Linked DNA regions of Mus musculus: all the other regions are linked to region 2. A link is a loop called in an ENCODE intact Hi-C map of the cell type or tissue named here. Cell type or tissue: left cerebral cortex. All regions are shown on one strand.

What was found. Hi-C counts contacts between places; a loop is a spot of excess contacts. Peaks named below come from ENCODE experiments on the same cell type or tissue, not always from the same donor. Only the 100,000 strongest peaks of a DNase experiment are listed, where the experiment ranks them.
Region 1: a loop joins it to region 2, with 4 times the contacts of the local background. A loop is called at or near these places in 6 of 42 quality-filtered maps.
Region 3: it touches region 2 in a loop (4-fold over the local background); 19 of 42 quality-filtered maps call a loop at or near these places.

What each region holds. Positions count from the first base shown.
Region 1 is chr1:169,742,663-169,750,662 of GRCm38, forward strand. It overlaps Rgs4 (regulator of G-protein signaling 4), which reads right to left and starts at 4,980. Exons shown (of 5, transcript NM_009062.3): 1 at 4,818-4,980; 2 at 2,555-2,659; 3 at 2,013-2,074; 4 at 1,689-1,855; 5 at 1-1,258. The coding sequence starts at 4,861. The coding sequence ends at 1,019. In left cerebral cortex, no CTCF peak of the experiment used is centred here; DNase peaks (open chromatin) are centred at 3,137, 3,775, 5,052 and 5,963; H3K4me3 peaks cover 4,290 bases; H3K27ac peaks cover 3,989 bases.
Region 2 is chr1:169,528,575-169,536,574 of GRCm38, forward strand. Nuf2 (NUF2, NDC80 kinetochore complex component) reads right to left here and starts at 2,890. Exons shown (of 15, transcript NM_001355159.1): 1 at 2,748-2,890; 2 at 162-237. It overlaps Gm34624 (a long non-coding RNA gene), which reads left to right and starts at 3,003. Exons shown (of 3, transcript XR_373698.2): 1 at 3,003-3,523. In left cerebral cortex, CTCF peaks have their summits at 2,836 and 3,741; DNase peaks (open chromatin) are centred at 2,966, 3,750 and 4,418; H3K4me3 peaks cover 1,498 bases; H3K27ac peaks cover 880 bases.
Region 3 is chr1:170,138,085-170,146,084 of GRCm38, forward strand. It overlaps Uap1 (UDP-N-acetylglucosamine pyrophosphorylase 1), which reads right to left. Exons shown (of 11, transcript NM_001305045.1): 10 at 5,313-5,379; 11 at 3,139-4,488. The coding sequence ends at 4,396. Among named protein-coding and RNA genes, the nearest start is that of Uap1, 33 kb to the right of the region's middle. In left cerebral cortex, no CTCF peak of the experiment used is centred here; a DNase peak (open chromatin) is centred at 737.

The sequences.
Region 1 (8,000 bases), 210 kb after region 2:
GGTAGGGCTAGGCAGCAAAGCCTGGACCACATTCCTTCATTCAGCTCAAACATTCAGCTCTAGACCAACCCAGCTGCTAATCAGCACACCCTGAGCACCCAGGCAAAGGAGGGAAGGCCATCAGCAGAGGGACTTAAAAAGTGCCAGTAGTGATCACTGATGCAAGGCAGTTCAGTGTCAGTCAGACAGCAGAGTTTTCAGAGTGCTCACCCCTTAGCTTAGTGCTCAATGTGGAGGCCATCAACAACTAAACACAAAGGCCCTGGCTATTCTCCGCCAAGACCCAGTGGTTCTATAGAACTCATTCCCCACAAGTTACTGTTCCTTTCTTAGCCTGCATGGCAGTTAATTCAGTTTGCCCTGTTCAGACACGGTATGAAGGACCAGAAATCAGAACATGCATGCAAGCATGTCTACACACTCCAGTTTGAGCACCTAGGATCTTTCCCATCTTTTCTTAAAGAAATGTGTGTGCATGTGTCAGTATATACATATATAGATAGATAGATACATATTCATGCACATTCACACACATTGAATACATAGGTATAATATATACAGAATGTATATGCATATGTTATGTATATTTTAATGTATACATATGCATACACAAATATCACCTAAACATTGAGAGTCCGTAGGAAGTGCTGCTGGCCAACATTACATGTGCATGGAATGTCACATGAAGTGTACCAACTAACTAACTTGAGGTCAAACTGTTGAAAGGGGCAGACTGCCAGCCATCTTTGAAAATCCAGACCTACGGAGCCATTATTTGGAAACTTGCTCACCCTTAAGGAGACTTGGGAAAATTTAAAACAAATTGGGTCTTACCCTAGTGAAAACCCCAACACCACAACTAAGGCTAGTTTTACATGGAAGTGACTCACACGCGGCAGGCAGCATGGACACTAGGCTACAATGTGGATAAAGCATTGGTGCTTAAGATCAATATTTGGCCTCAGGTTTTTCAGAGCATAGAGTCTTGGCATTTGGGCTCCCTGCCTCTGTGTGAGAATTAGGCACACTGGGAGACCAGGGAAGTGCAGTCTGCAGAACTCTTGGCTCCTTTCTGCTTCTCTGCCCCGCAGCTGGAAGGATTGGTCAGGTCAAGATAGAATCGAGACTTGAGGAAGCGGCGGTAGGAATCCTTTTCCATCAGGTTGAAAATCTTCTTCTGGGCTTCATCAAAACAGGTTATTGTGGGCTGTAACATGTTCCGGCTTGTCTCCTCTCTGGTGCAAGAGTCCAGGTTCACCTGAAGTGCAAAGACCAAGGTTGCATTAGATCTAGTGCCCTGTTGAAGAGAGGAGGCTGCAGGCTTGGAATGAACAAGGAGTGGCTGGGACCCTTTCTTTACATTTCTCCCCGGAATGAAACCCGGGACATTTGGGTCTGCCCTGACATATGTGTATAAAAGGTTCCCTCTGCCTCTAAGTGGAAGGAGAACTTTCTTTTCCTTTACTCTCTCATTGGGGAGATTTATGGTTATATTTATTAAGAAGACTCATTGATCATATAGACAAAAGCAGCCTTTTTCCCTAGTAGACTTCCTTGGAATATTGTCGAGATTATAACAGCCAGCTCAGTGGCTCCTTTAACTAGTAGTTCTAAAGATCCCTGACCCTGAATGCCTGTCCTAGGAATTCCCACTAAGATCTAGAAAGTTCTCTGCCATGGAAACGTACCTCTTTTGTTGCTTGCACTGAGATGAACTCGTTGTAGATCTTCTTGGCTTTGGGACTTAGTTTAGAAGGTGACTTGATCTTCTTGTACTCCTCACAGCTGATCCAGAAGTCAATGTTCTCCTCGCTGTATTCCGACTTCAGGAAAGCTTTGAAAGCTGCCAGTCCACCTGTGACAGAGGACAAAGAGACACAGTTACCCAGACATGACTTGTCTAGTGCTGAGTAATGCTATTTTCAGTGTGTGTGTGTGTGTGTGTGTGTGTGTGTGTGTGTGTGTGTGTGTGTGATGACAGAGAGAGAAAGAGAGAAAGTGTGGTTACTTACATTCATGGTGAATCAGGTTTTCCAACGATTCAGCCCATTTCTTGACTTCTTCTTGGCTTACCCTGGAGATATTATAGAAGAGAGAAGGATTTAAATACATAGCATAGTATTAAAAAAAAACTAAGGCAATATGTGCTATATTGTTTACTAGGATACTTTTTCAAGAAATATGTAGATTCAAATTCTAATTATGATTGACATAAACTAGACTCTCTTGTCTATCTGCCTGTCTATCTCTCTCCATCCTCCTGTGTGTGTGTGTGTGTGTGTGTGTGTGTGTGTGTGTGTGTGTGTGTGTGTGTGTGTGTGTTATAATATCTTCTTATAAATCTCAGGCTAGTCTTGAACTCATGGCCCTCCTAACCTTCCAAGTGATGAGACTACAATTGTGTACCCTCACCTTGAAAGTAGAGGCCATCTTGACCCAAATCTGGCTCAGCTAAGGGCCTGTCTTCACACTCACTCTTTACGTACAACACACAACTTCTCTATTATCAGATAGTTAACCCTCAAGGGCTCTTCGCTGAAGCCACCTCTCTTACCTCTGGCAAGTTACTACTTTGTCCTTCTTGCTGTGTGAAGAACTGTGTTCGCAGGAATCTGACTTCTGCAGCAGGAACCCCAGCCGATGTTTCATGTCCTTTGCACTGCAAGGAAGAAGACAACACTTAACATGAAAAACACATTTCCTTCAAAGAGAGACATGAAGGCTCTTAAGACTGCTGTGTGGGTCAGAAGCAGTGTCCTTAGGGGACTTGCAGTGGCTTGAACTCCCAGAAGCGATTCCTTTGTTTCTGCATATGGCTTTTGATATCGTTGGTGAAAACATGTTAAGAAGTGGCTGCTACTTTGAAATGTGTGCAGTAACTGCAAAACAGGACCCATGCTGCCTGTAGGACATCTTCTGGCAGCCTGGTGCTACTTCCCAAGGTGAGCAGGGGAAGCACTTCTGTAAAGTGAGTCCAGTTAGCCCTGAAAATGGTAGCCAAGGAGTTCTCAGTGTGTGTGTGTGTGTGTGTGTGTGTGTGTGTGTGTGTGTGTGTGTGTGTGTGTGTGTGTGCAGAGCATCAGCTTAAGTGTGTAGTGCTGCAGAGAGGAGCAGGAAAAGTGAATGGTACAAGGGAGTGTGCTCAGGCTGAAAGTGCAGCCCTGCCAGGCTGGTTTCTAGGCAACCTCCACCTAGAGCTGCAAACAACAAACAAACAACCCCAAATCTACATTACAGGGAGATGCACATTTAAAAGGGCATCTGAGACTTTGGGATAGGAGAAGCAAGACAGAGTCAAGGCTGAGGCAAGTAATTAATTAGAGCAGTTTCCACTTTCCAACCACCACTCAACAGCCAGGGTACCACAGAGTTTCTGACTACTTGAACTTCCAGCTCAACTCTGTCATTCTTTCTTAATAGATTTCTAAAACTATATTACTATTATCTCTTTTATTATAAAAGCCAAGAATGGTTTAAATGTGTTTCCAGAGCAACAGAGGATGAGCCGTTCTTGCCTGAAAGGGTTGGCAAAGAACGGCAGTGCTCAGCAGCCCCTTAGGATGGAGGTTGACAAGCTGGTTGCTTATCAGTGGATTTTCTTAGAACGTCCGAATCTCAGGCTATTCTTGGGCTGCCCTTTAAGGTAGTATTTTTCCATCTCTCATAAGGCCATCTTCCTTTCTCTTTTTCCCAAGCTGGTGACTGGTGACAAAATCCTTCCCAGTAACAGCAAGATAAAAATCACCAGAGTTGGGACAGTCCTAAGGTGATGCTATGGATGCATTGTAATCCAGCCCAAAGAGATATGACTTCCTGTCTCCGTGTGCTGCCTCTGCCTGAGCCCCGGCAGCTACTGACTAAGTGAAGGGGCATTTCCAAGGAGCTGGAAGCGTGTTTGGCAAATATCTTGTAACACAACAGAAGCCGAAAAATAAAAACCAAAGTTACGTTAGAAGTCCCTGGAGACAGGTAACCTGGACATGGTCCTTCCTCTACCACCACCAACCATGTGACCTTGAGCAGATAAGACCCTCTGGAGACCCTAGCACTGAAGATGAGAGCTGATTAACCCTTTGAGGGCAGACAAACATTGTGCTTTGGGGAATTATTTCCAAGTTGAGATTTATATCTCCAAGGATGGTTAGGGAGGTTTGGTAGAGCCACAGATCACTTCTGACCTCTAAGTTCAAGAGGAAATCATGTAATACACACTAACCTTGTGTTTTATTTTAAACCAACTACTATATATATAAGTACTCCATGAAATCATTCATTCATACCCTTAAAAAAAATGAACGCAAAGGCACACAGGTGCCTCTAAAACTTTAAGCTGCTATGTTACAAACTGTATATATTTCTCAACCACAGAGATGTAGTTTGGAAAAAAAAATCTTTTATGCTTACGCTTGTTGACAACCAAGGCAGAGGACACTGAAGAATGCCACAGAAAGCATTCTGACAATGTCTCCAAACTTCCTTCTGAGGTTTCTTCCCTCACACAAGAACTAGTTAATCATGATTTCAGAAATGCTCCAACAGGACATGGTTATGGAAAGAGTACAGATGCATCCCCCACACCTCCTATCACTTCGTAATTCAAACAGCTTAACTAAAGGACCCAGCTTACAAGTCAAAGCCAGTCTCAAAACTGAAGTCATGTAAAATACAGCAATCTGGCTGGTCCTAGGGAGACGCTACCAGGGCTTCCTGGAGCATATAGCTTCTGATCCCAGAGAACTTCCTAAGCAAAAGCATGCAACTCACTGAAAAAGTCTATGCAAAACTTTAGCCTGACCAGTAACAGAAACCAATCTTACCTCCTCAGGCAGGAAGCCGGCAGACCTGCAAGTCCTTTGCACATCTTGTTTAACTGAGGGATTCTTAGCGAGGAGAGAAAGGCAGCGGGAGCCGCGGTGGTTTCTATTTTGAGCACAGTTGCTTCTGCTCTGCAAAGAAGCTGTCAGAATCCTCTGAGCCTCTGGCTTTCAAGCCCGGTGGGGTCTCTTTTATAGCTCAGCCACGCACCCGGCAGCCAATCAGATGACAGGTCTGCAGGCTCCGCTCTGCTGCGGCGCGCTGCCTCTCCAGCCCTCAGAAAGGGTGAGGAAGAAACAACTGACGCATCAGGGATGCAAATGGACCCAGCGGAGAGAAGCCATTCGCAAAGTAGGCATATAGAAAATGAGGTTTTGCTTAACGTTTCTACCTACGCGTCAAGTTTTGCATTTGTAGGAAAGGAAATATAGAATCCACCGTGCTGAAAAATATTCATTGGCTTGTAAGATCAATGTCTAAGGAACTGTTCTCCCAGAAAGAAAGAAACCAGCAAGGAGTCTTCATCCTACTCTACGTCTGGGTCTCAATACATGTTTCTCCTTGGGTTAGAAATATATTCTGGGTAGTGTGAGGCAGAGCTGGTACTAAGATCGTGGTCTCTGGGCAGTGATTTAATGAAATATCCTGCCTGATTGGTAGACACGGAGGGATGTGGATAGCAAACAGCTATATGTCCGGCAGCATAGCAAAGCCAATGGAAGTTAAATCCAGTATGTCTGTAATCAATATGACCTTGAGACATTCCTAAATATGTTACTGAGCACAAAATCTAGTCCAGCTTTGGCGTTCTCTCCTGAAGACCCTTGACTCCTGCAAAAGACTAAAAGGACCAAAGCAGGGGTGGATGGACACATTAAGACACCAATTCCAATTGCACCTGAGTTTGTATGATATGTAATGCTAAATCTTTATTATTCAAAAAAGAGAGAGGGAGGGAGGGAGGGAGGGAGGGGGGAGAGAGAGAGAGAGAGAGAGAGAGAGAGAGAGAGAGAGAGAGAGAGAAGATCCAGCAGGCAGAAAGATGTGTAGTTTGCCTTGCATATTAACAGGCTGTGAAAACGGTGGGAGAGCAGCCATCCGTGCTGTGGCTTCTGAGTTTCCAAGAATCTTTCACATTCACTGCCACGGACTGAAATCTTCAGACTCCTGCAAGTACTTCACATCTTGCAATCATGGTTGAAATACCCAGATAGGCAACGCAAATTGGCTGTGTACACACTGGGGAGTTGTGACTGGAAGAGAGAGGTTTGCTTCAGTGTCTGACCAAAACAGCTTTCGTCTTAAAGTCACACAGGTGCCTGGTCTTAATCCAGTGACCTAGATTTTACACACAAAGACATCACTGCTTTTCAGTCTTTGGGGCTGAAAGTAAATAAAAACAAGACATCGGATGATTTGCACAAAGAAAGAGAGGTACCAATAGCTTTCTTTAGAGAAGGGTTTCTCTCAGAGGTATCAAAAATATAGAATGGGAAATAGAAGCATGTAATGTTCTTCTATGCTCTGGACCAAACACCTGCCCTCTTTATCGTACACATCTTCCTTGGCTAGCTGAGTATGGAGATAGCAGACAAACGTAAAAGAGGGCAATAGGTATGTCAGTATAGGGAAAGTCCCCAGCTCTCTCCTGTAAAGACAAAAATAAAAACAAAAACAAAAACAAAAAAACAACAAAAAACTTATTAATTCAGCTATGAAAACCTCTCTTTGCTTTCTAACATGAAACCTAGATGAGAAAGATGAGAGCTGTCCTTGGTGGTGGAGTGGGAGGGATGACAGTGCAGGATGAAGTGAGAGAGACCCTGGACTGGATGTGCAGGCAGAATTTGCATTAAAGAAGATCAACTAAAAGGGAGAGCCTGTTTCTCCACAGTGACCTAGAGTGTTCTTTGCTTACCTGAGCACCCACGACAGGGAGCACTCAGACAATCTGGTTTTAGGAACATCAGTAGAAGACTCAAAGAAATGTACCGCTGCTTGAAAAAGGAAATCCCAGAGGAAGAACATTTTATCTCGGATCTAGAAGGAAAGAGGTATAGCATTAGCTATAACTGAGCTAAATGGACTTTTAAAACCACTCAATCTGTACCCTCATTTCACCCGAAGATAAATAGAATCCCAGAGACTGAAAGCCAGCCTCCCAAGGATACAGAATTTTCTGTTAACCCGACAGGATGCAGACCCAGGTTTCTTGACACTGGGTTGTGTAGACTGTCCACAGAGCTGTTCTATCATTCAATGTTCTTATCAAAGGAGATATGCTGTGTACATAGAGATATTTCTAAACTGCGAAGTGCTTGGCAAATATTTTTTATTGTCAGAACATAGATAGCAGATAATAAAGCTCAATATTAATTAATTTCATACATTTCAGCCAAGAATCTCTGTGAGTATCTCTGTCTCTCTGTCTCTCTGGCTCTCTCTCTCTCTCTCTGCATGGATTCCTCTTGTTCCAGGCAAACAGGAGCTATAGCAGATTGCCTGATTGCTTCCCCAAGAAAACCAGTTCTTCAACTCTTCATCTGCCCAAGTCTATCACTCACTTTACTGACTGTCCCTTGCATTCCCAACAGTTCTAATACTTCCACCGAATATTTGAAAAGCTTCTCATAAATTAGCTTTTTATTTTTATTTTTTACATGAAACTGGCTGTTTGTGTTGAAGAGGCGAGACTGGTACATCAGGATACCCTGACAATGGCTCACCTCCCCTCCCTGATAGGCACAAATTACCAATGCCCATTATCTGATGGTTTGTCATTCCTGCTTGCTTCTTATGTGAATGGGATTTGCTCTCCAAAGGTCTCTTCTGTGCAAGCTCACTTCAGACACACCTGAGCATCTCTCACACAGTGAATCAATAGCACAGATTTTACTTAAGCTTACAATGAGCAAAAGTGAGATGGGAGGTAGTTTGCTAGGGAACGGAGAACAGGGAGGCAATGGCTTGGAACTGAGGCACAGGTGGAATCTGCATGCTGCCAGGACTTTGGAGCTGTGACCAGGAAGCTGGGCTTAATCATCAAGAAGAGACTGGGGTTGGAGCTGCTCCTCCTGGCTGCGTGGGAGGAAGAGTTGAGGTGTGTGTAGGCAGGAAGATTAGTTAGCAGTTTGAATGTCAAGCCATTAGCTTCTACACTGCAAAATGGAAGCTTATTTCTGAAA
Region 2 (8,000 bases):
TACAGAATTTGAACTTTAAACTATGATTTTTACTTTCTACTACTGAATTTCATAACTGTAAACTTTTATTTAAGAACTAGGATCACTCAAATTTAGTTAAGATGCTTCATACATTAGCCATCTATTTCAGTGTAAATGTTGGGGAAAGCAAAATATCCTACCCTGAGTATTGTTGCTTCCTGTGTTTCAAGAAACCACAGACCTCTGTAGACGCAGGAAAGGCTCAACAAGGTCCTCCTGTCAAAAGACATGTATAGATATTTACATTAGAAAAGAGAAAAAGCAGTCAGAGGTTTCTCTATGGGAAAGTTTCCTCTCTGCATAGAGAGATCTCAGCCTGAAAACAAGACAATTTACAGCCGGGCGTGGTGGCACACGCCTTTAATCCCAGCACTCGGGAGGCAGAGGCAGGCGGATTTCTGAGTTCGAGGCCAGCCTGGTCTACAGAGTGAGTTCCAGGACAGCCAGGGCTACACAGAGAGAAACCCTGTCTGGAAAAACCAAAAAAAAAAAAAAAAAAAAAAAAAGCCATTTCTGATCCCTGCCCAGGTACAGGTCACTACAGGACAATCAGGACAATGACATGAGAGACTCCATCAGTATGGCAAGGCAGCCTCCGTTTACTGTGTATCCCCTCTAGCCACAGCTGTAACTCTCCAGTCACCCTCTTTCCCTACAGAAGTTCATGCCCCTCACTAATCTCTTTCTGCGCTCGAGTAGCAAGTCCTCCTTTGGGTTCAGGCACATATCAGATTCTGGGCTTTTCTGTTCCGTATCCTGAGGTCAGTTTATTTCTTCAATTGAAACCATCAAGCTTTCAGAGGCAAAAAAATTGAATTAAGCATTCAATATTTTTCATCTGCATCTCAGTTTTTGAAATTGTTTATAAGAACATAAGGGGTTACTTGAGAAAAAAAACAAGCCACACCTAGATTAGAGATAGATTAATAACAGAAAACGTGGGTATAAAATCATAATCACACACCCCTCTCTGCTGATGTGATATACACTACTGTCAGGGTAATTCTTATAAACCATCAAACCCTTACAAACGTACAAAGGGCTTACCTACCACACAAATCCCAGCCTTTCCCACTGAAGTTGCCAAAGCCTTTAATAATCTCATGCTCTTTCTGGTCCAAGTTAATGCCTTCCAAGTCTTCTCCTAAGTGTCCAATGTTGTGTTACACCTGCCTGAGAATTTCTGAGGATCAATTTCCCAACGTAAAGCTACCCAGAGGCTCACAACTGCACTTAGAAGTAATAATGCTCTCTTCTCAGAAGCAAATTGTGTTCATTTTAATAGTGCAATTTCAGTTCCAACTCCTGTGTGTGTGTGTGTGTGTGTGTGTGTTGCGTATACAGAGAAAGAGGCCATCTAACTATAAAGATACTATATACTTTATATACAGTAAAACAGCTCTCTGACATTTTAGTTCAAATAGGACAATTACCTCTAGGAGCTCCCATTTCTCCGTTATATGTAACACTTCAGTGCTAAGCACAACATAACTTACATTATATACAACTGGCTTTGCAATGCAAACTTAAGCAAGCAACTCCCAATTCTGAGGAACTAGATAAAGCATTCCTGGAAAATACGGGGAAGGCTTTGTGTTACACCCACGTAGATCCAGGTACATTCAGCTCCCTGACTTTTGGATTATGATATTTTCGCCTTTTGATAAATGGTTCTTGGTTTAATCCAGAGATGGTGGCGCAATGGAGATACATAAAAAATTGGCAAGCATTCAAACAAGTCACACTGACGCCATTCTTGTGGCTCATGCCCGTAAAGTCAGCACTTGAGAGATGGGAGGTGAGAGACTCCCAGGACTCATAGGAAGGGACCTTTGATGAAATGCCCGGCAGTAGGGAGAGGGAACTTATAGAGCCCACCTCCAGCAGAAAGACAGGACATCAAGTGAGGGATGGGGTTGCCATCCCACTGTCACACCTCTGACCCATAATTGTTTCTCTCTGAAAGAATTCCAGGGATGGAAATGGAGAGGAGCCTGTGAAAAAGAAGGTCCAGTGACAGGCCCAAAGTGGGATCCAGCTCAAGGGGCAGTCCCAAGGCCTGACACTACTACTGAGGCTATGAAGCGCTCACAAAAAGGGATCTAACATGACTGCCCTCCGAAAGACCCAACAAGCAGCTGAAAGAGTCAGATGCAGATATTTGCACCCAACCAATGGACAGAAGCAGCTGATCCCTGTTGTTGAATTAGGGATGGCTGAAAGAAGCTGAGGAGGACGATCCTGTAAGGGGACTAGCAATCTCAATTAATCTGGATCCCTGAGATCTCTCAAACACTGGACCACCAAACAGACAGCATACACCAGCAGATATGAGGCCCCCAACACACATAGAGGACTGCCGGGTCTGTGTTCATTCAGAGATGATACACCTAACCCTCAAGAGAGTGGAGGCCCCAGGGAGTTTAGAGATCAGGTGGGGTGGGGGCATCCATGTGGAGACAGGGTGGGGAGGGGAGGAGTTTGGGATGTGGATCAGTCGGAGGGTGGATGGGGAGGGGCGGGGAATGGAATATGAAGTGTAAAAAAATTGAATTACAAATAAAGTTAAATAAATAAATAAAAAAAGGCTAGTCTCAGGAATATAGGGGTTCGAGACCAACCTGGGATAGATGAGCCTGTCAAATCAACACACAAGTTAGTAAACCCAGATGCCCCGATCCTTGGCCTTGCACCCGGCCCTCCAACGCTCACCCGCTCAAACTCACCTGGAGGCCTAGCAGCTCACGGAAAAACAGTTAAAAACCGAGCGTCCAACCGAAAGCCGCTGACCGTTGTCATTTTTCAAACCGGCCGCCTTTTTTTGTGAGGCCGGCCCCTTTCCGCACAGCGCGCTTCCTTCGCGACGGATGCCGAGAAGGCTCAGAAGACCCACGGTGGGTGGGACTTGACGAGTTGCGCAGCGAGCCAGGCTCCAGATCAGCGGAATCATTCTTCAGGGTTATAGTTTCTAGCCGGAACCGCGATTCCGCCAGACCAGGAAGCGCAGCAGTTAGGGGGAGGAGTTCCGGGATGTGTTTACCGGGTTGTCCCAGACTGGAACTTTGCCTTCAGCGTACCTGATAGCGAGCAGGCAGACAGACGGTTTCTAGCCCCTTCTCTTAGGCTCAGAGAGTAACAGGCAATAGAGGATGTGTTGTTCCCAAATTAATCAAAGGCATTATAGAGAATCCAGGAGTAGTAGTAACAGTCTTACTGTTTGATAAGCATTGATGGGGTCAAATTTTGACCTCACTGGATATTTGTACACATCATTTCTCCTTAGGTCCATGAAAGCTTGAGGGCGGGGCAGCGAATGGATGGATAGACATTGTTAAGGACGTCCAATTTAAATCTTTAATTTACTCACTTTGAGGACTCAATATAGGATAATAAATCTAGAAGCATAAACGTACTGGAATATGATTCTACACTTGCCAAACATGAGCAAAACCACTAGTTCATCTCATCGGTGAGCCATTTCTGTGGCTTACTGACATTACAGGTAACAAAGAATATACAGAACTCTCTATTCACGGGTGTTTTAATATCCTTTGAGTACCTTTACTACTTGATTTTTTTAATAAATAGGTAAGATTTTAATTGTTATATTCTTGAGCCAATATTATAGAACATAGTTTCATATAAGTAGATGGAACATGGCTACACTGAAAATACAGTACAATTTAACATGGAGAATTCTGGCAACGTAGCTTTATATCCGGTTTATTCACTGGGCGGCGCTGCTGCATTGATTTTAACATTACTGAGAATTTCATTCCATTTCTTTCCAGTAATCAAAACTACAGAGATAAACATCGGACACAATGTTCTGGATTAAAAATTTTTTTTTTCTAAATTTATGGGCTTTAAAGTACATGTTTACAGTCCTGGCTTAAGAAGAAAAATAGCATTGAATTCAAGTAGTTGTCTGCATTTTATTTCTCTCTAATCATTCTTGTTAATCTGTTTGCCTCTTCAGTCACGTTCATCTTTAGGAAAGATTTTGGAAATTGAGCTATACATTTGAAATACTTTATGCAGTACTAGTCTGAAACTGTAAAATACCTAACATTCGCTGTTTGTGGTGAACTCTAAATAAATACAAGGAACCACAGACCTGGCATTGTGCTTTAACCCCTTAAAATACTTTCCTCAACGTGTACATGAAGTTATATTATTTTAATGTAGTTTATATAAACACCATTCTGAATCATCAGTCAAACATATTTAATATCATGAAAATACTTGCTCAGTGTTTTTATTAATTCAAATTTTATGTTCTAGTAAATTTCCAGTGTTGACTTTATGAGAGCCCGTGGTGTTAACAGTATTTCAAGGGAGCTGACAAGGATTTCTCAGAAAAATTTTAAAAGTAATGTACTCTTCAAACCATGGTTGTGCTTGCCTCTAATGTCAGTACTCCACAGGGAGAGGCAGGCAGATCTCTACGAGTTTGAGGCCAAGCCTGGTCTAGATAGTATTAGCCTGATCTTCATGGTGAGTTCCAAACCAGCCAGAGTTATATATAAGGAGACTCTGGAAACAAAAAAAGAATAAAACTTAATATATTCTATTTTTTGATAGAAAAGATATATAACTTCAATTTATTTGAATTTGTTACCATCTAAAAACATATTTTGAGTAAATAGACTTACATCACATTCTTCTTTCCCTTTTGTTCCCCAACTCCTCCAGGAGAGCCTCCCCCCATTCAAAACCTTCAATACCTTTCATTTGTTATCATATTCTTTAAAATTTATAAAATTTAAAAATGTTTTAAATTTTAACAAAATAATGAGCATTATCAAAGTTGTCTGATATAAAACAACAATCAATTGAACAGTCTTATGTAGATGTTTGTCTACAGCAATACTGAAAATACACGTGTTTTTCTCAATATAAATTTTAAGTAACTCCAAATATATTAACTGTATGATATTTAAAATAATATTTTAAATAATATATCACTTTTAGTTTTTTAAATGATCATAAATAGATGAAGTCTTTGTTTTTATTTAGTACAGCTGAAAATCTTGACTCTTACTGGGGTACACACACAAAATAAGAACAGTTTTTGGACATCGAAGTTCATTGTAATAAGGTTGTACTTGAATGACCCTCACATCACCAAAGAATTTTACCTCCATAGTAGCTAAGCCAAGAGTTGACAGTTCTGCTGCTCCAAGGAATGAATTGTAGACACGATTTTTGGATACAGGTATCCTGCTATGGTCAAAGCTATTTGACTTGAGTGATTATCATCATTCTCAGCCCACAGGGAACAAGTTACATTCATTTAAGAAATGGTGTGTGTATTAAGATGGTCTATCCATGAAGTCATTCATCAACTGTTTCAATGAACAATGGGTCTGATTGGAGGGTGGCACAGACGTTAGGTGAGGGTAAGATTCTGGTTCATTGGCTGTGATGATTTTGAAAAACATTCATCTCAGAATAAGAGTAACTTATAAAGTCCTCTTCTTCAAAATTGATACAATAATTATAAATACCAAGCAATGCCTTCATTCTCACTCTTTGCTATTCTCTTACAAGCCACCTCCCAAGTTAATTGTCTACATTTCTTTTGGCTGTATAAATCATTTTGGAATATGTAAGCTGTTCTAAAAACCATAGTATAGTGTAAAAACATCACATAAACAATCCTACTAATAGAGAGGCTGAGATAGGAGAAGCATGATTTCAAGACCATTATGTGGCACACAGAAAGACCCTGTCATGTACAAATAAGCAGAAAGTGTATATGGATTGTACAATATTGGACGTCTTTCTCCCATTACAAAATTAGAGAAACAACAGGTTGACAGCTGACAAATTTCTAATTCCCATACTTTTGAATTTCAATTGATTATGATATGTTGGCAACATTAATTTTCATACTGAGAGATAGTAAGGAAAAGTGAATGTTACTTCCTGTTAATTTTCTTGTTAGAGGTGGAATTATTTTTGTGTAGGCTTGTTGAAAGACTATTTCTTGCTTCTTCTAGGGTGTAGTTTCACTCCTTGTGTTGTTGGTTTCCATTTATTATCCTTTGTAGGGCTGGATTTGTGGAAAGATATTGTGTAAATTTGGTTTTTTCATGGAATATCTGAGAGTGTTGCTGAATATAGTAGCTTGGCTGTTCTCTTAGGGTCTGTATGACATCTGCCCAGGATCTTCTAGCTTTCATAGTCTCTCGTGAGAAGTCTTGTGTAATTCTGATAGGTTTACCTTTATATGTTACTTGACCTTTTCCCCCTTGCTGCTTTTTAAAAGATGTATTTATTTACCTATTTATCTATTTATTTATTATATCTAAGTACACTGTAGCTGTCTTCAGATACCCCAGAAGAGGGCATCAGATCTCATTGCGGATGGTTGTGAGCCACCATGTGGTTGCTGGGATTTGAACTCAGGACCTTCGGAAAAGCAATCAGTGCTTTTTTTTTCCATTTTTTATTAGGTATTTAGCTCATTTACATTTCCAATGCTATACCAAAAGTCCCCCATAACCACCCACCCCCACTCCCCTACCCACCCACTCCCTCTTTTTGGCCCTGGCGTTCCCCTGTACTGGGGCATATAAAATTTGCAAGTCCAATGGGCCTCTCTTTCCAGTGATGGCCGACTAGGCCATCTTTTGATACATATGCAGCTAAAGACAAGAGGTCACGGGTACTGGTTAGTTCATAATGTTGTTCCACCTATAGGGTTGCAGATCCCTTTAGCTCCTTGGCTACTTTCTCTAGCTCCTCCATTGGGAGCCCTGTGATCCATCCATTAGCTGACTGTGAGCATCCACTTCTGTGTTTGCTAGGCCCCGGCATAGTCTCACAAGAGACAGCTACATCTGGGTCCTTTCAATAAAATCTTGCTAGTGTATGCAATGGTGTCAGCGTTTGGATGCTGATTATGGGGTGGATCCCTGGATATGGCAGTCTCTACATGGTCCATCCTTTCATCTCAGCTCCAAACTTTGTCCCTGTAACTCCTTCCATGGGTGTTTTGTTCCCAATTCTAAGGAGGGGCATAGTGTCCACACTTCAGTCTTCATTCTTCTTGAGTTTCATGTGTTTAGCAAATTGTATCTTATATCTTGGGTATCCTAGGTTTGGGGCTAATATCCACTTATCAGTGAGTACATATTGTGTGAGTTCCTTTGTGAATGTGTTACCTCACTCAGGATGATGCCCTCCAGGTCCATCCATTTGGCTAGGAATTTCATAAATTCGTTCTTTTTAATAGCTGAGTAGTACTCCATTGTGTAGATGTACCACATTTTCTGTATCCATTCCTCTGTTGAGGGGCATCTGGGTTCTTTCCAGCTTCTGGCTATTATAAATAAGGCTGCTATGAACATAGTGGAGCATGTGTCCTTCTTACCAGTTGGTGCATCTTCTGGATATATGCCCAGGAGAGGTATTGCTGGATCCTCCGGTAGTACTATGTCCAATTTTCTGAGGAACTGCCAGACTGATTTCCAGAGTGGTTGTACAAGCCTGCAATCCCACCAACAATGGAGGAGTGTTCCTCTTTCTCCACATCCACGCCAGCATTTGCTGTCACCTGAATTTTTGATCTTAGCCATTCTGACTGGTGTGAGGTGGAATCTCAGGGTTGTTTTGATTTGCATTTCCCTGATGATTAAGGATGTTGAACATTTTTTCAGGTGCTTCTCTGCCATTCGGTAATACTCAGGTGAGAATTCTTTGTTCAGTTCTGAGCCCCATTTTTTAATGGGGTTATTTGATTTTCTGAAGTCCACCTTCTTGAGTTCTTTATATATGCAATCAGTGCTCTTAACCACTGAGCCATCTCTCCAGTCCTCCCTTGCTACTTTTAAAATTCTTTATTGGTTTAGTGCATTTGGTGTTTTGATTATTATATGACGGGAGGAATTTCTTTACTGGTCCAGTCTATTTAGAGTTCTATAGTCTTCTTGTATGTTCATGGGCATCTCTTTCTTTAGATTAGGGAAGTT
Region 3 (8,000 bases), 610 kb after region 2:
TCTTAACTGTTCAGTTTTAGGATTTTTTTTTTCCTTTAAATGGCTCCATGACCACTGCCCAAGTTCAGAGTATTTGAAAACCCTGGCAAATGCCTGTGCTCCTTGCTCGGTTGCCATCCCTCCTATAGGACTTTGTTATTCTATTTTCCTACTATGAATTCATTTCTGCCAGTTCTTAATCACTGCCTATTTGGAATAACGTCATTGTTACAAGGTGAAGATTTCTCCGCAGTTCTCTTCTCAAATGAAAAAGCCTCCTGAGAGGCTCTGCCAGTGCCTGGCAAATACAGAAGTGGATGCTCACAGTCATCTATTGGATGGAACACAGGGCCCCCAATGGAGAAGCTAGAGAAAGAAGCCAAGGAGCTGATGGGGTCTGCAACTCTATAGGTGGAACAACAATATGAATTAGTATCCCCCAGAGCTCTTGTCTCTAGCTGTATATGTAGCAGAGGATGGCCTAGTCAGTCATCAATGGGAGGAGAGGCCCTTGGTCTTGTAAAGGTTCTATGCTCCAATATAGGGGAATGCCAGGGCCAGGAAGCAGGAGTGGGTTGGTTGGGGAGCAGAGGGAGGGGGAAGAGTATAGGGGATTTTTGGAGAGGAAACTAGGAAAGAGGATAACATTTGAAATGTAAATAAAGAAAATATCTAATAAAGAAAAAGTTCTCAACATAAATTTAGCCTAGTAGTGAGAGTACATGCTGGAGACTCGGGCAGGCTGGCACAGGCACTAGCCTCCCCTCCCACTCACTTCTGCGTTATGAACTTTTTTATGTTCATGACTATTTTAGTGGGTGGCATACATTTATTTTGTTAGAACTTAGTGATCTAAAGGCAGTCTATTAAGCATCTATATTCCCACAGTGATGAGATGTTAATTTTGTGTCAGTTTCCTTAGGCTAAGAAAATACCAGAGAGCTGGGATACCATTCTTTCCCAGGGGGTCTCTAAGGATGCTTGGGGAGGAAGGGGGAGGGGGATGGAAGACATCAGCATATGAAACCCTAAATCAGTGTACTGTAAAGATCAGCCTTATTCATGTGGGAACTACTACTGAGGGCCTGTGGAGGCAAAAAAGGTGGGAGAAGTATGCATGTGCTGTTTGAGCTGGGACAACCATCTTCTTTGTTTTATGACCCTGGCATCTTCTGGATGGCTGGGATGTACACTATTAGTTCTCTACCTTGACAATGGACTAGAATTATACCACTGACTTTTTCAGACTTCAAGCTTATAATCATGAGGTCACAGAACTTAGCTTCTACAACCTTATGAGCCAATCTGTCCAGAGAAATGTCTATATAACTCTATCTGCCTGTCAACCTCCTTAGGAGCCATTTCCCTGGAGAACCCTAACACAATAGAGTTCTCGAGCACTCTTGCTGCCAAACTCCAGTCAACGGGATCACTGTTTGCTCCTGTTTAACGTCCTTCTTAGCATTAAATTATCTTTATTATGAATGTTTTTCAATGAAAACTATTAAGGAAAGAACTGTTGTACCTTTTATGTCTCCAGAATGCTGGCTATGACCTCACTCCCTTAAGGATCACTTCTCAATGTGCATTTCCTAAAACCTGGAGCTGCAGAGAAGTGAACAAGAATTCCTGGAAAGAAACTGTGCAGCAGAGCTGATTGTCTAGTTAGAACTTCAGTGGTGTGGAAGGGTTGATGTTGCAGGTCCAGAGCCTAATTATAGTTTATTCTGGGCTATCTTTTTAGCCCCCTTGATGGCCATTCTAGTCCACCTGTTTCAGGACTAACATCCTGTGACTAACAGTTTAAAAACAAACAAACAAACACACAAACAAACAAACAAAAAATCTTTTGGAATGTATTAACTAACAAAACTCTACTCTTCCAGCCAAGAGGCTAAGAGTTATCAGACAGCATAAGGCTTATAACTGAGATTTCTCTGATTTTAAACTTCAGTATATTTGAAAAGCACTTTGATTTACAACTTTTTTTTGTTTTACAATAAAGACTTCAAAAATACTTCCACATTGGAACATGGAATTTGGGGTAACCTAACTTTGTGTTCCCGGGCTACAATCACTCATATTTGACTCCAGAATAAATGATCTCTTAGGACCTTTGAGGTAAACATTGTGGTTTTGCGACACCAGAGACTGAATTGCAAAAGCACCCGTCTCGGGCAGTAGAAAAACAGACTGGAAAACTAACCAAATGGCTGTAGATTATATTCCTCATAGATTATACACGGTGTCTCTCACCTCTTCTCCAGATCAGACTTGGCAGTCATCAAGAGGAAATGCTAAGATAATCTAGAACTAGAAATAAAATCTCCCATCATGAAAAGCCTCCAAACCTGGGGATGGAGGTGGGGATCGACACGCCTTTTGTTCATCTTCCAGTGGAAGCAATGGAACACACCTGAGGGCCTGCACATGTGCACGGTGGCTGCCAATCAAATATTCATAGTGTGATCTGAGTGGACTCTATTAATTCTCTCATAAAATCTCCACTGTGGCCAAATGACTTCGGTTCCTCTTTTGGAAACACTATCCAGTCCTGAATGTGGATAACGTTGGGGCAGGACTTAATGAGAACTGCCTGTGGCATACGTGCTTCTCCTCACACTGTCATGGCCTCCGGGCTCTCTCCTTACTTGAGATTCTCTTTGCTGTTCCTCCCATCCACTACCATCCCAGCCCCCTGTGCCTCCTCTTCCATGCGATGTCCAGTAAACTAACGACACAGAAAGATAAATAACAAGTAAAGGTTCTGGGAAAACAAATGACAATGGATCCCACACTCAGGTGCTAAAAACTCAATCCACTTGGAGCTCATTAAAAGAGAACTCGAGTTCCATAAATCTCTTCAATAGATAACAGCAACATTGGGCTGCTGAAATAGAAGATATGCACGATATACTAGGTAGGCCTTAGTACAAAAACAAAACAAACGAACAAAACCCAACAATCAACATATAAGCTCTGTAAAAAGTGACATTTAAAGGCTCACACTTGATCTATCTTACAGTAGCTTATTAATGGAAAATAAAATGTGCTAGTCTCTAAATATAATTTCTACACTCTTGCATTTATCTAGATGTTAGGGGGCCAAAGCATGTTATTTAAATGTATCCATAATGCTCAGTATTTCCATGCAAAGTGAACTTTTAAATAAATGGTTTATCAACAATCATGACTTCTGGTACACATTGAAGATTCACGTTTGCCGCTCTTTTTCAATCTTATAATTTTAAAAAGATCAGAATTGCAGTGATTAAGTTTTAAGTGCTACAAGATATGTACGGACAATAGGTAAATAACTGATTTAAGCATGCCTCTCAGCCTTAAATCCTGGGACACTGGCTGGTCACTCCTTGCTGTAGGAGGTTACTCCACACATTTGCTATGGAGGACACTGGCTGGTCACTCCTTGCTGTAGGAGGTTACTCCACACATTTGCTATGGAGGACACTGGCTGGTCACTCCTTGCTGTAGGAGGTTACTCCACACATTTGCTATGGAGGACACTGGCTGGTCACTCCTTGCTGTAGGAGTTACTCCACACATTTGCTATGGAGGACACTGGCTGGTCACTCCTTGCTGTAGGAGTTACTCCACACATTTGCTATGGAGGACACTGGCTGGTCACTCCTTGCTGTAGGAGGTTACTCCACACATTTGCTATGGATCTGCTTTACGGTATTAGTACCACCCCACTTGCCCAACCAGGTACCAAAAGTGTCTCCAACTGAGCCAAGTGCCCTTTGCATCTGGGAAAAACATTTGGTAGAGACTGGAGAGTGACAGAAGACAAAACCCAACGTCGGCTGCCTGCTGAAGAAAGCCGTGACTCCACGCACTTGTTTTTATGCATTATCTCAAAACACTTCCCAAGTTTTGTATTTTGCCAATAGAATTTTCTTAAGGTAGAAACAAGGCAGTGACAAGAAGATAATTTTATTTTGCTGTCCAGTTATTTTCTTAAAAAACTTTAATGCTTGATAAAATAAAACAAAATTTTAGTACCATAGAAACCTCTGACACATACGCTGACTTATCAATATGTACAACTTCAAAAACAAATGCTTCCAGCTTCAAGTGAAGTCATGCTGAACATCCAACCAGAGTCAAGCTGACGAAGTTTCCTGGGTGGCCAATATGAGCCTTGGCTTGGAAGAACTTATATAGTTAAAAAATATAAATAAGACCTTCAGAGAGTTGAGAATCACAAAAAAGAAAAAAAAAATGCTTTTAAAAATGAACTCCAGTCATCTGGGTCTGGGAAGTCTGTGTTGCTTAGCAGACACTAGCAAGCGAATGAGACTCGATGCACGTCCAAACTTCAGCTGTCCAGGACAGGTCCCACAGGTTCACAATTGATCTACCAAAACAACGGCTCCCTATGTGGCCCGTTAGGATTTATATGCCATTTTTCACCAGCTCATGAACTCCATTCTCATCGATGATTAGCGGTGCATGGAACTCTTTATCTGCCACATAACCTTCAAGGCCCTAAAGGATTGAAATGAAAAATGTCAGAAAAGGAGCAGGTGTCTGCCCCACAACACTGGCCTGGTAGCTGCACTTAACATTTAGCGTGTTATGCCAAAAGCTAGTTAGAAAGTAAGAATTTAGAAGTTAAATATTCACTTCACATGCTTTGGAGACTAGACTTAATGGCTGATTTGTGGAATCATAAGACAAATGCCAAAAAAATGTTAATTTCTTTCTTTTTGGTTTGTGTTATTTTCTAATGGACTATCTGTGCTGCTACAGAAATTCCAGGAAGATCTGTGTAAACAGAACAGTGGGGAACCTCAACCCCATAGGTCTGTAAAGTATCAGGGTTTGAACAAAGCAGATAGATGCCTAGGAGGGAAACTTACACTGCATTAAAAAAGCAGCCAGCCAATTATAAAACACTTATTTCATTTTTAAAAGCACTAATACATAGGCATTAATGGGTAGGTGAAGCACACTAAACATTATAGATTTCTGTTAATGGCACGTGGTTCATTTATGGTATGGATGAAAGACACAGCAGAGATTCTCAAAAATTCAGAAAGCACGGCTCCTCTGCTCAGGCCTTGGAGGAGCTCCTGAGGAGAACACCGCACCTTCTCTGAAACAACTCTACCGCAACCCAAAGCAACGCCAAGTCCCTGCTCTGTAAAGCTTACTTTAAACTGGTAAGTAATAAATATATTCCTAGGCTCCTAAGTGCTGATCAAAGTGTGTGCACTGTGGCATGACCTGCATGGGCTAATTAAGAGATGGACATCTTCAGATCCTTATCAATACCTCTTGGTGGCGCAGGGAAAGTGAGGCAGACTTACCTCTCCAGCATAAGAGATGAGGGGAGAGATTTCACACTGGATCGGTACATCATTGGCATCTTTCAAGCTAAGGAAAAAGACATAGGCATGTTAAAAGATTCTGCTTGCCATGATGTTTGCTAGTATGAAAATACAGACCACAGACTTCCTCTGGGGAGCTTGCAGGTAACACAATTCTAGTTAAAGAATGGAGCCTACCCTGGAGCCTCCTCTACAATAAATGTCCTGAAAGTTAACACATTATCATCATCAGACACAACTACTCGAACAAGTCCCTATTACTCCTCCAGCTCTTTATATACTACCCTCTCACACAATCTCATTTCCAATCTCAGGAAGTTCATTAAAAAGGGACTATTGATTAGACAGACATGCACTGTGTGCCAGGCCCACTGATAGGCCTCTTGACTCCTTCACGTCTATTTGAATTTTCACAAAGCACAACCTTGCAAGTCAAATCCTATCGTAGAGGAGCACTCTAGTGTTGCATTGTCCACACAGTAACCAAAGCGCTACTTAAACTGAAATTTTCAACCTTCAGCTTCTTGGTCGGAACAATCACATTCCAGTGCTCAGGAACCACAGCGACGCAATGACAACCACGTTGGACAGCACAGATAAAGAACATTTTGTTCCTTGTTCCATGATTTCCCAGTACAAGATTTTCTTATATAATCTAAGTCTCTTGTATTAGCTTATTCATGACTATGTCTCAAAGCACTGTGTTACCAACGGTGCCTTTCTAAAGCACCGGGGCAGAAAATACCAAGCAAAGACAAGGCACAGTCACCGCTTGCCAACTCTAGGTCACAATCTGATACTTTACAGATACTTGGAATTCTGAATGTCCAGACAGTCTAACAACAGTCAGTAAATAGTGTTGTCCTTATAGTCAGTCCTTGGAGAACGGTGCGATCTCAAAAACCTTGCCAACAGTAGATTCAGAATGCAGATCAGTGTGTAGACTGCTTGCCTAGCAGGCATGAGGCTCTGGGTTCCATCCCCAGCACTGCGTCAATCATGCATGGTGCTGGATGTTTGTAGCCCCGGAACTCAGGAGTCAGAGGCAGGAGGACCAGAAGTCCAAGGCCTTCCTTGTCTACATAGTGAGTTCAAGGCCAGCTCTGACTATCTAAGGGTACAATAATGGCACTCTTTATCGGACTGAAAGTCCACTTAGCAGGGGTCAACCATACCTGGAACTCAGTTTAGTCAATCATCCAAGGTTGGTAAAGTCATGGAACTCAGGAGAGGCAACGCTGGCCATCTTTCTAACTATATTCTAAATATCCATCCTCATACTAAAAGATTAGCATAGCTCTTATCTCTCTCTCAAAAACAAAAACAAAACCCAAACAACCTCTCTTTGCAACAACTAGTCAAAACACAGAGAAAAAGGGCATGTGGGTGCCCTGCCCCGATGAATGCATGTACAACTCCTGTAGCAAAGGCTCAGGGAACATCTCAGAGAGGAAGCGGACAGACTTTAAACTCCAGAGAATCAGGAAAACTGTGATACTGTGTCTCCTGAAAATGACAAGGAAGCTTCACCCGTGACACCTGAACAATATGGCTGCCTGAACAAGGACAACATCAGTAGCCATGCTAACATGGAAGGGAGAACTCTCACGTGATTCCACCCCCAGACAAAGAATTACAGGCAACAAAGGAATGCTGGGAGCAGGAGAAACAGTCTTCCCAGGAATGAGCCCTCTAATTGGTGATCCAATACCAAGTGGTCAGCTCTAAAATTATAGACACACAAATAACACTAAAGGGACTAGGACGGAGCAGGCTGCTCTAAAATTATAGACACACAAGTAACACTAAAGGGACTAGGACAGAGCAGGCTGATTTACAGATTTAGGTACTTACACCTGTGTGTGTGTAAATTTACATAGATGTGCATATATACAGATACAAACATAAATACATGCATACATATATACATACATTCCTACATCAACAAGAGACCATGATTTTGACAGAAACCAAAGGGGGTTGAAGAGAGGAAAGAGAAGGGGAAAGTGATACAATAATATTTTTAAAAGATAAAATAATTTGAAAAAATGATTTTTTAAAAGAGAAAGGAAGGAAGGGAAGAAAGGAGGGAGGGGCAGAAGGAGGGAGGGAGGAAGGGAAGATGAGAGAGAGAGAGAGAGAGAGAGAGAGAGAGAGAGAGAGAGACAGGCAGATGGAACATGACTGTATTCCCAGCACTTGACCACGAACTTCTCTTAAAAACAGAAACAGTCTTAGCAACAAGTAGATGGCACACACAAAACCCAGCCTCTTTGTAGCCTCAAGCTATGGTCTCTCCTCTTCCAAGAATGGCTCCTAAAGCCAGTCAGAGGCCAGTGTTACTAAGTAGGTCACCTGAGTCCACTCAAGGCACTCTATGTTCTGTTCCAATGCCCGCAGCCTGCTGCTTCACTCATGAGTCGCTATATAGTAATGGAGACCAGTCTTGGGAATAGTCCAAGTTATCCCAATCACAGCCCCTCTGACTAAAGACACCATACCCACCCTCCAAGTTTTAGCACCAGCTCCAACATTCCCCCCCTCCTCATTTCATGACTGCTTCTGTTCACTGATAAACGTATTAGATGCCTGCACATCCCTGTCTCCAAGAATAAATATTACGCATGCCACATGTCAGAATAGTCTCACAGTGCCTGACAACATCTC